Linked DNA regions of Mus musculus: regions 1 and 3 are each linked to region 2. A link is a loop called in an ENCODE intact Hi-C map of the cell type or tissue named here. Cell type or tissue: heart. All regions are shown on one strand.

The links. Hi-C counts contacts between places; a loop is a spot of excess contacts. Peaks named below come from ENCODE experiments on the same cell type or tissue, not always from the same donor. Only the 100,000 strongest peaks of a DNase experiment are listed, where the experiment ranks them.
Region 1: a loop joins it to region 2, with 15 times the contacts of the local background. A loop is called at or near these places in 9 of 42 quality-filtered maps.
Region 3: a loop joins it to region 2, with 3 times the contacts of the local background. A loop is called at or near these places in 2 of 42 quality-filtered maps.

The regions. Positions count from the first base shown.
Region 1 is chr2:71,154,206-71,156,705 of GRCm38, reverse strand. It overlaps Gm39576 (a long non-coding RNA gene), which reads right to left and starts at 1,509. Exons shown (of 3, transcript XR_866408.1): 1 at 924-1,509. In heart, a CTCF peak has its summit at 1,022 (motif pointing left); no DNase peak of the experiment used is centred here.
Region 2 is chr2:71,546,491-71,548,990 of GRCm38, reverse strand. It overlaps Dlx2 (distal-less homeobox 2), which reads left to right and starts at 2,237. Exons shown (of 3, transcript NM_010054.2): 1 at 2,237-2,500. In heart, a CTCF peak has its summit at 942 (motif pointing right); a DNase peak (open chromatin) is centred at 960; H3K4me3 peaks cover 748 bases; H3K27ac peaks cover 256 bases; H3K27me3 peaks cover 2,013 bases.
Region 3 is chr2:71,226,233-71,228,732 of GRCm38, reverse strand. Dync1i2 (dynein cytoplasmic 1 intermediate chain 2) reads right to left here. Exons shown (of 16, transcript NM_010064.4): 4 at 43-133. Among named protein-coding and RNA genes, the nearest start is that of Dync1i2, 16 kb to the right of the region's middle. In heart, a CTCF peak has its summit at 1,123 (motif pointing left); no DNase peak of the experiment used is centred here.

The DNA.
Region 1 (2,500 bases), 390 kb after region 2:
ATCCTCTGGAAAAGCTCCGGTCGGAGCCTAAGTCCTTGAGCTTCAAAACCAGGGCTTCCTGCCAACCACAGAACCTCCCATGACTTGCCCTCTGCACATCCCAGGCCCATTCAGAATGCTTACACATGAAAATGTGAGCCTCCGTTACTTTGAAAATAAAGCACTATCCGCCCTGACGTATCTGAAGACCACTGTCCTCTGAGAAGCTCAGGCTCCCGAGGAGCCAGAGCCTGGCTGGGCTCTTCTCAGTTGCATGGATGTCAGCCATAACAAGCTATGAGAGGAGCCACCCACAACTCTTTGTAGCTTACAGGTCAAATATCCTGCCACTTAGTCTAGTGCTTCTCTTTGAATATTCTAAATGAGGGCTTCCCTTGACATGAGTTATCTGATACCTAATGCCCCGTTGAAATTAGTTTCTTTTTAAAATACACTATTTTTTTTTAGAGTGTGTTTGTGTCCATAGTAACACTGCATGGAGGTGCCCAGAGTCCCTGTATCTTTGTCTTCATACATGTGACATAAGTGGTGTATAGTCCATGGATTTGGAGTATGTATGAGCATAGGTTCATGTGTGCATACATGTGAATGTGTATGTTCCTATATATGTGCATATGTATTATATATATATACACATATGTATATGTATATATATAATACACACACATTATTCTATATTCTATATTCTATACTCTATATATTATCTTTGCCCTAAAGCCCTTTGTGTTCTCTGTCACACTATCTTGGACACCTGACAATCTTTTATATTCTGCATAGCTCTACCTGGTCATGCTTTCAAATAAAGTTTTACCATCAGATATACAAAGAGAAGAGCAGTTGGGAGCTTTATTATACATCAAATGATTGCTGTATTGTAATTGTGATTAGAATTCCAATGCCAGCTCTCAAAGAAACAATCAAACCTGGTTCTGCAGCTAAACCTTCAGGTTGGCTTAGAAGCCAGAGAGGTGGCCTCTCCTTCCGCGGCCATTGGCAGTCATGGGGTTGCTGCCACCTGGTGGCTATTGCTTGTAGTGCAGCGAGCGAAGCCGTCCTAGCCAGAGTGAGCAGCCAGGGAAAAAGGACCTGCAGTCAGTCACATTGATAATGCTTCAGCTGAGCGCTCTTATTACCTGGGAAGACCAAGAGCCCGTGCGGTTTATTATGGGTTTGTGCTGTTTATTAATCCACAACAGTATTGTTTTTGATAGACAACCTAAGATTAAGGCTAATAAAGGACTCTGGAATGTGGACTCGATAATTTTGTTGGCTTGAGAACAAAGAAGAAAGTCAGTAAATAGTACCTGGATCCTCCAGTAATTACTCCATCTTATAAATTACTGTTTTCTCCTATTCCAGCCCACAGTCTGTCATTCTTGAAAGTATGATATATTAATTTTGAGCTAAGCAATATCCACAGGGAGTAATCAGAGTTGGCACCGTACAGGTGTTTCCCAATGAAAAAGGTTACTATTGGAATTATTTATAAACGCATCAGAAAGCTGAATGTTAACCGAATGATTTCTCATCTGCTCATCAAACGCAGGAGTTATATATGCACCAAATGGCTCCCTCCGTCTGACATTCCAAAGGTCATGCTCACCTCCTTCAGGGTGAGAGTACCCTGCCGTGTTATCTTTCTGATTTCTCATTTTCAAAGTTAGTTTTAATTTGCTTATTACAGCATAGTTAACTCCCTTGAATATTTCATGTTCATCATTCCTATTAATTTTTATATATGTCATATATATAATATCCATACGCAGTATCTGATCTCATGTTTTAAGGTTTTGTTTAAATAGAATCTGCTCGTCTGCCTGTGCTCTCCCTGCCTCTCCCCCCAACCCCTGCCTGCCTCATACAGCCCTGACTGGCCTGCAACTCACTATGTAGCCAAAGCTGACCCAGAACACCTGATCTTCTGCCTCAACTTCCTGAGTACTGGGACTAGAGGTGTTGTCTTAGTTAGGGTTTTACTGTTGTGAACAGACACCATGACCAAGGCAACTCTTCTAAGGACAACATTTAATTGGGGCTGGCTCACAGGTTCAGAGGTTCAGTCCATCATCATCAAGGCAGGAACATGGCAGCATCCAGGCAGGCATGGTGCAGGAGGAGCTGGGAGTTCTACATCTTCATCTGATGGCGGTTAGTAGAAGACTGACTTTCCAGATAGCTAGGATAAGGATCTCAAAGCCTACACCCACAGTGGCACACCTATTCCAACAAGGCCACACCTTCTAATAGTGCCACTCCCTGGGCCAAGCATATACAAACCATGACAGGTGTATACTACCAGGCCCTGGTTTATAAAGGACTGAGAATTGAACCCAGGGCTTCATATATAGCAGATACAAAATCTGCCAATATGCCACCAGCTCCTGCATCTTTGTCTGTAACTTGATTTGCTCTCAGTCATCATCATGGTTGAGAGACACATGCAAATCCATAGGTTCTTTCTGTACAGCTTTCTGTCATCCTTACACAACAGTGGCTAGTG
Region 2 (2,500 bases):
GATTTGTGTCTGGCTTATCAGGACACTTCAAGCCTAGGTCCCCCCCCCCCCCCCAGCTATAGGTCTCTCTCCTTCCCCTTGCAGCTTTTCCCCTCTCTAGGCTCAGAGCTGCATCCACTTCCCAGGCTACAGGGCACTCATCTTGTGTCCAAGATAAAAGAGGGCCCAGGTCCTATTTATTCCAGAATGATGCTGTTTTATAAATCTCACCTGAGTTTACACTGTTTCTGGGGATTGAGAAAGAAATAGAATGCAGAAAACTTTCCACCACCAGTATGCCTTCAGGACAGGCTTGATTGGCAACAAAGGGGCAGAGAAAGCGCAATCAGATTTTTAATTCTGATTCTGATTTTTAATTTTAATTTTGATTGGTTTTTTTCCTTTTATTAGGGCAAAACAGCTACTCGTGTGGTGTCAGAGCACAGGGACTTGAAATCGAGTCGCTAAAAGGCAATCTGGATTAAAAACCTTGAGATACCGTTGATGCACATAAAAGGGGCAGGAAGCAGTTTAAAGTCAATACAGTAGGGAGGGTCTGGTCTGGTGCAGGCGAGTCCCACCAGGGAGCGTTTCTAATAAAACTCATTCTTCCCCATTCTCTAGGCCTTCCTTAGCCAAGTGGCTGAGAACTAAATCCAGGCAGACTGGAAGGCGCATTACCTGCCTCATTATTCCGCTGTGTGAATGCTGGAGTTTTAATTACACACTTGCTTTTTCTGGGGAAGACCAAAGATCGTATTTTTTAAAGTATCAACTTGTTTTCCATTAGGCAGTTGTTGTAACAAGTTCTTTCAGTGACATGTTATGTCTTTAGGAAGGGATGCTTCAGATGGCGCGCACTAGCACAATTTTGTGGCTTTTAATTACTATTTTGTTCTTTTGGGGGGTTTCAGAGGCTGGCGCCTGGGCGTGATTAGACTGTCTACCAGGCCTGTAACAACCTCCTACACTGTCCACCAGGTGGCGCCACAAAGCAGGCGCTACCGCAATCTTCAAACTTGAGAGTCCATCACTGCGCTGAGTCCATCCATCACCCTTCTTTTGAAAATCCCAACCACCAGAGAGGGGAACTCATCACTTGGAAAAGAAAGAAAGAAAGAAAGAAAGAAAGAAAGAAAGAAAGAAAGAAAGAAAGAAAGAAAGAAAGAAAGAAAGAAAGAAAGAAAGAAAGAAAGAGAGAGAGAGAGAGAGAGAGAGGAAGGAAGGAAGGAAGAAAGAAAGAAAGAAAGAAAGAAAGAAAGAAAGAAAGAAAGAAAGAAAGAAAGAAAGAAAGAAAGAAGAAAAATAAAAATAAAGAAAGAAACCTAGAGAAAGAAATTACAACAGTGGAGTAAGATCCTAGAACACGAAAATGTAAAATAAAGTAGACAAAATAAAACTTCTTATATTTATTGTTTATATCAAGAAAACGTGTGATAATGAATCTTGATAAATCTCTAATATTACTTCAGTATCTCTTTTTTTTTTTCATTCCCCTTTTCATAAAAACACCAATGCAAACGACTTTGAAGGCTGTCTAGTCTGGCCTACCTTTCCCAAGGAGGGAACCTCAGAATCAGTTTCCAGCTAGTGGCTCAGATGTGCGTCATTACTAGAGACCTTTATGTGTATGAGGAAAAGTGATTTCAAATACATTACTAGTAATAATACCTTTGGGCTTATAGAGCTCTTCTCTCAAGCAAAAAGGAAAAACGTTAAACATTATCCAATTAATTGTCGTAATATCTCTGTGGGTAGTTTGGGAAGCATAGGTTATTATACGCGGTTTATGGATAATTTAAATCAATTGCCCGTCAGGTGCAAAGTGGCTGACAAGAGTAGTGCGAGCCAGGCACCTCGAGGAAAAGTATCTGGAGAAAAAGGAGACAGAGCTGGCTCGGCCCTCTTCCTGGCTTTATTTGATTAAGGCGAAGTTGGACAAGAGATGTAAATCGTTAGACTTGGCTCTTGAAAGCAGAGTAAGGTGGGAGACCCCATTTCTTTCCCGGAGCCTTATGTCCTGTTGCGGGCCATCCCGCACCCTATCCAGCTCCAGATCGGGTACCCACTTTCTGCAGTGCTTGTACACGCACCCACCGCGGCCGCCTTGCCCGCCACGTGACACGCGGGTCCCGGGGCCGCCCGGTCGCGGACTCCCGGCGCCCCGCGGCTCATTCCTTCTGATTGGCTGTTGCTAGGTGACGTTGCCCGCGGTCACGTGATAAGTGTTAAATGCCCACCCTGCAGGAGCCTGCCCGGCAGACAATCGTAAAGCTGCTCGGGGGTCGCTCACCTGCTCCCGCCTCCTGGAGCCCCTACCGGGTCTGACCGCTCTTGCCCCCTCCATTGCCCGCCCCCCGCCCGAGCCGGGCCAGGAGCCGAGAGGTCCGAGAGGCCCGGGAAGGATGCGGCCAGCAGCTGCGGTCCCGAGCCACGCACGGTGATCGCCTCCTCCAGGGGAGGAGGCGCCTAGACCGTAGCCTCATTTCTTGTTTTCCTCTCCCTCCCCCTCCCCGTAATT
Region 3 (2,500 bases), 320 kb after region 2:
CATTCTATTCCATCATTAAAACATTAGGGGAGAATTACATACCTAGATCCCACGGCGCCATCTCCAGAATCCTGGCTTCCAGCTTCACTTGGCGTGCTCACCGACTTGGAGGATGGAGACATAGGAGGAGGGACTAAATAATGAAACAGACAGGTATCTGCTGTTACTACACAGAGAGGTTGCTCATCTTATGGGGTTTCAAAAATAATTTAACATGAAAAAATTAACAAAAAGGGAAAAATAATGACAAAGGAGACAACAGAAATACAAGGGTGAAAATGAACAGTAGGAAGAAAGGGGAAAGACAAAGTTAGCAATCATGCTGAAGACTCAGGCCATTTCTCTGGCAAGATGCATTCAGGCTTCTGCGGTTAAACGACAAGACTAAGGAAAGCTGTAGCTTCATCTCCTCCATCACCAAAGGCGGCCACTAATTTCAAAGGAGAGCATTCCTTCCCCCCTTTTATGTGTTAACTGGCTGCACTGGCAAAACTAGAACTTTCAAATAGGCTTCAAGTCATTTAATCTCTGGTTTTCAAGATTTATTTTAAAACGTTAAACCTTTGTCTAATTTTTTTTTTCTTTCAAACAATTTTAGGGCTGGGGATGTAGCTCAGTGCCTGCCTAGCATGTGCAAAGCCCTGGATTTGAACCCTGGTGCCTCAAAAATTAGTATTTAAAATTAATACATTTCTCTCCACTGAAAAGAGGCAATTTAGGGAAATGATACAGATAAAGGAATGGCTCCTTTAAAATGTTCATTAGTTTCCAGCAATTTGGATGGGAAATGCAAACAGGCCATAAAACAGCATGCCTTCTCGACATGACGCAGCACAGAAAGCGACACATGCAAACTACACACAGCAACATGTATGGGAACTTCCTTACCCCAGTACTCAGAAAAAACTGAACGTACAGACAAAGATACAGACACCCAAAATACTCTTAATCCCTTCTTAGAGAACAATGGACATTCTTCATACTATATAAAACAATAGCAACTATTTTTCTCCAATGTCTCAACATTATGTTAAACATGCACACATTTCATGCTATGACATTTGGAAAACTTTTTGATTACCGTAGCAGGAAGTATAGGAGGCTCATCACTGCCATCTTCTGGTTAAATTTTTACCATAAATGTTCTCAATCCCAAGTATCTTTTTAAAATAATCTTTCAGTGTGCAACATTAGGTGACTAACACATTTTATGTTGCATTGACTTTACTGACTAGTCTACTAAACAGAAGGCAGATTCCTAGTCATACAATCAGTAACATATAAAGGAAAAAAAGTCATAGCTAGAATGCTTGTGTTCTGAGCTAATAGTGGTTAATTCTTGCTTATATTTCAAACAATATTAAAAACAAAACCAATGTTTCTAATATGGTGATTAAATGTAACAGAAACAATTCTGTGGCCACAGGAAATTGATCCAGTTCACTTATGGTTGGCACTGTATAGGTGCTGCATATTAATTCCATATGGCTAAAAAGGAATGCATTTGAAGTCACACAGTAATGTCTTAATCCTTCGGCTCCTTTCTCTGAGGCTCATTCCGTATCTTTTTGTCCCTCTCACTGTGAGGCTTCTGCTAGTCTAAATTCCAGCTGCACACAGAAATGGCACTGTGTAACAGCTGCTTGTCTACTGGGCTGAAAGCACAAATACATGTTTATTATTAAATCTGAGTAAGGCACCATATTTCCATACCAAAGGTCTTCAAAATAGGAAGTCTATGTTCTTTAAATTGTATATAAACTCGATAATTGAAAATCTACCTTCTTTACAGATACATATTAGAGAGACTGGTAATAGTAAAGTTATTATCAATCTATATGTTGGGAGACATCAGAAATGTTTTCTACTTTCATTGTCTTTTCCTTTTTTGAGTGATTTCAAGTATCAATGGTTCTATTCAATAAGTTCAATAATAACTCACTTTAAGACTGCATTAAAAAGATCAGCAAAATTCTTTAGAAATAGGTTAAATAGTAATTACATGTACATAAATAGATATATTAACCCAGTTCTGAAGTGAATGTTTAGAAACAATAATAACTCAAGAGTGACAGGGCTACCAAACTCTCCTGGTGACTCAGTCAGGGAAAGTAGCACCATGACTAAATGTGCTGTTAGATAGCAGGCTCTATCCCAGACATCCCCACACTATATCCTCAGTGCTCAGCAGCAGTTTAAAACCAAGTGATAATGAAGATACATTAAAAAAAAGTCTTAGCTATTATCAGCTGACTAACTTCATCTTGTAACAGTAAAAAAATGTACCTCAGAAGGGACAACCTGGAAAATGCAAATCACTATTATTATCAAAAGGTGGATGCTAATAGAAAATAAGGCATTAACATTGACTACAATAATGTAATTCAATTAGTCTTGGGGGAGTGGGGGGAAAGACTATAATAATTATGCAATGAGGCAGTACCACTAGACTCTCAGACTTCAACAAACCTCTGAAATAATGAAAACATGCATTCAGGGA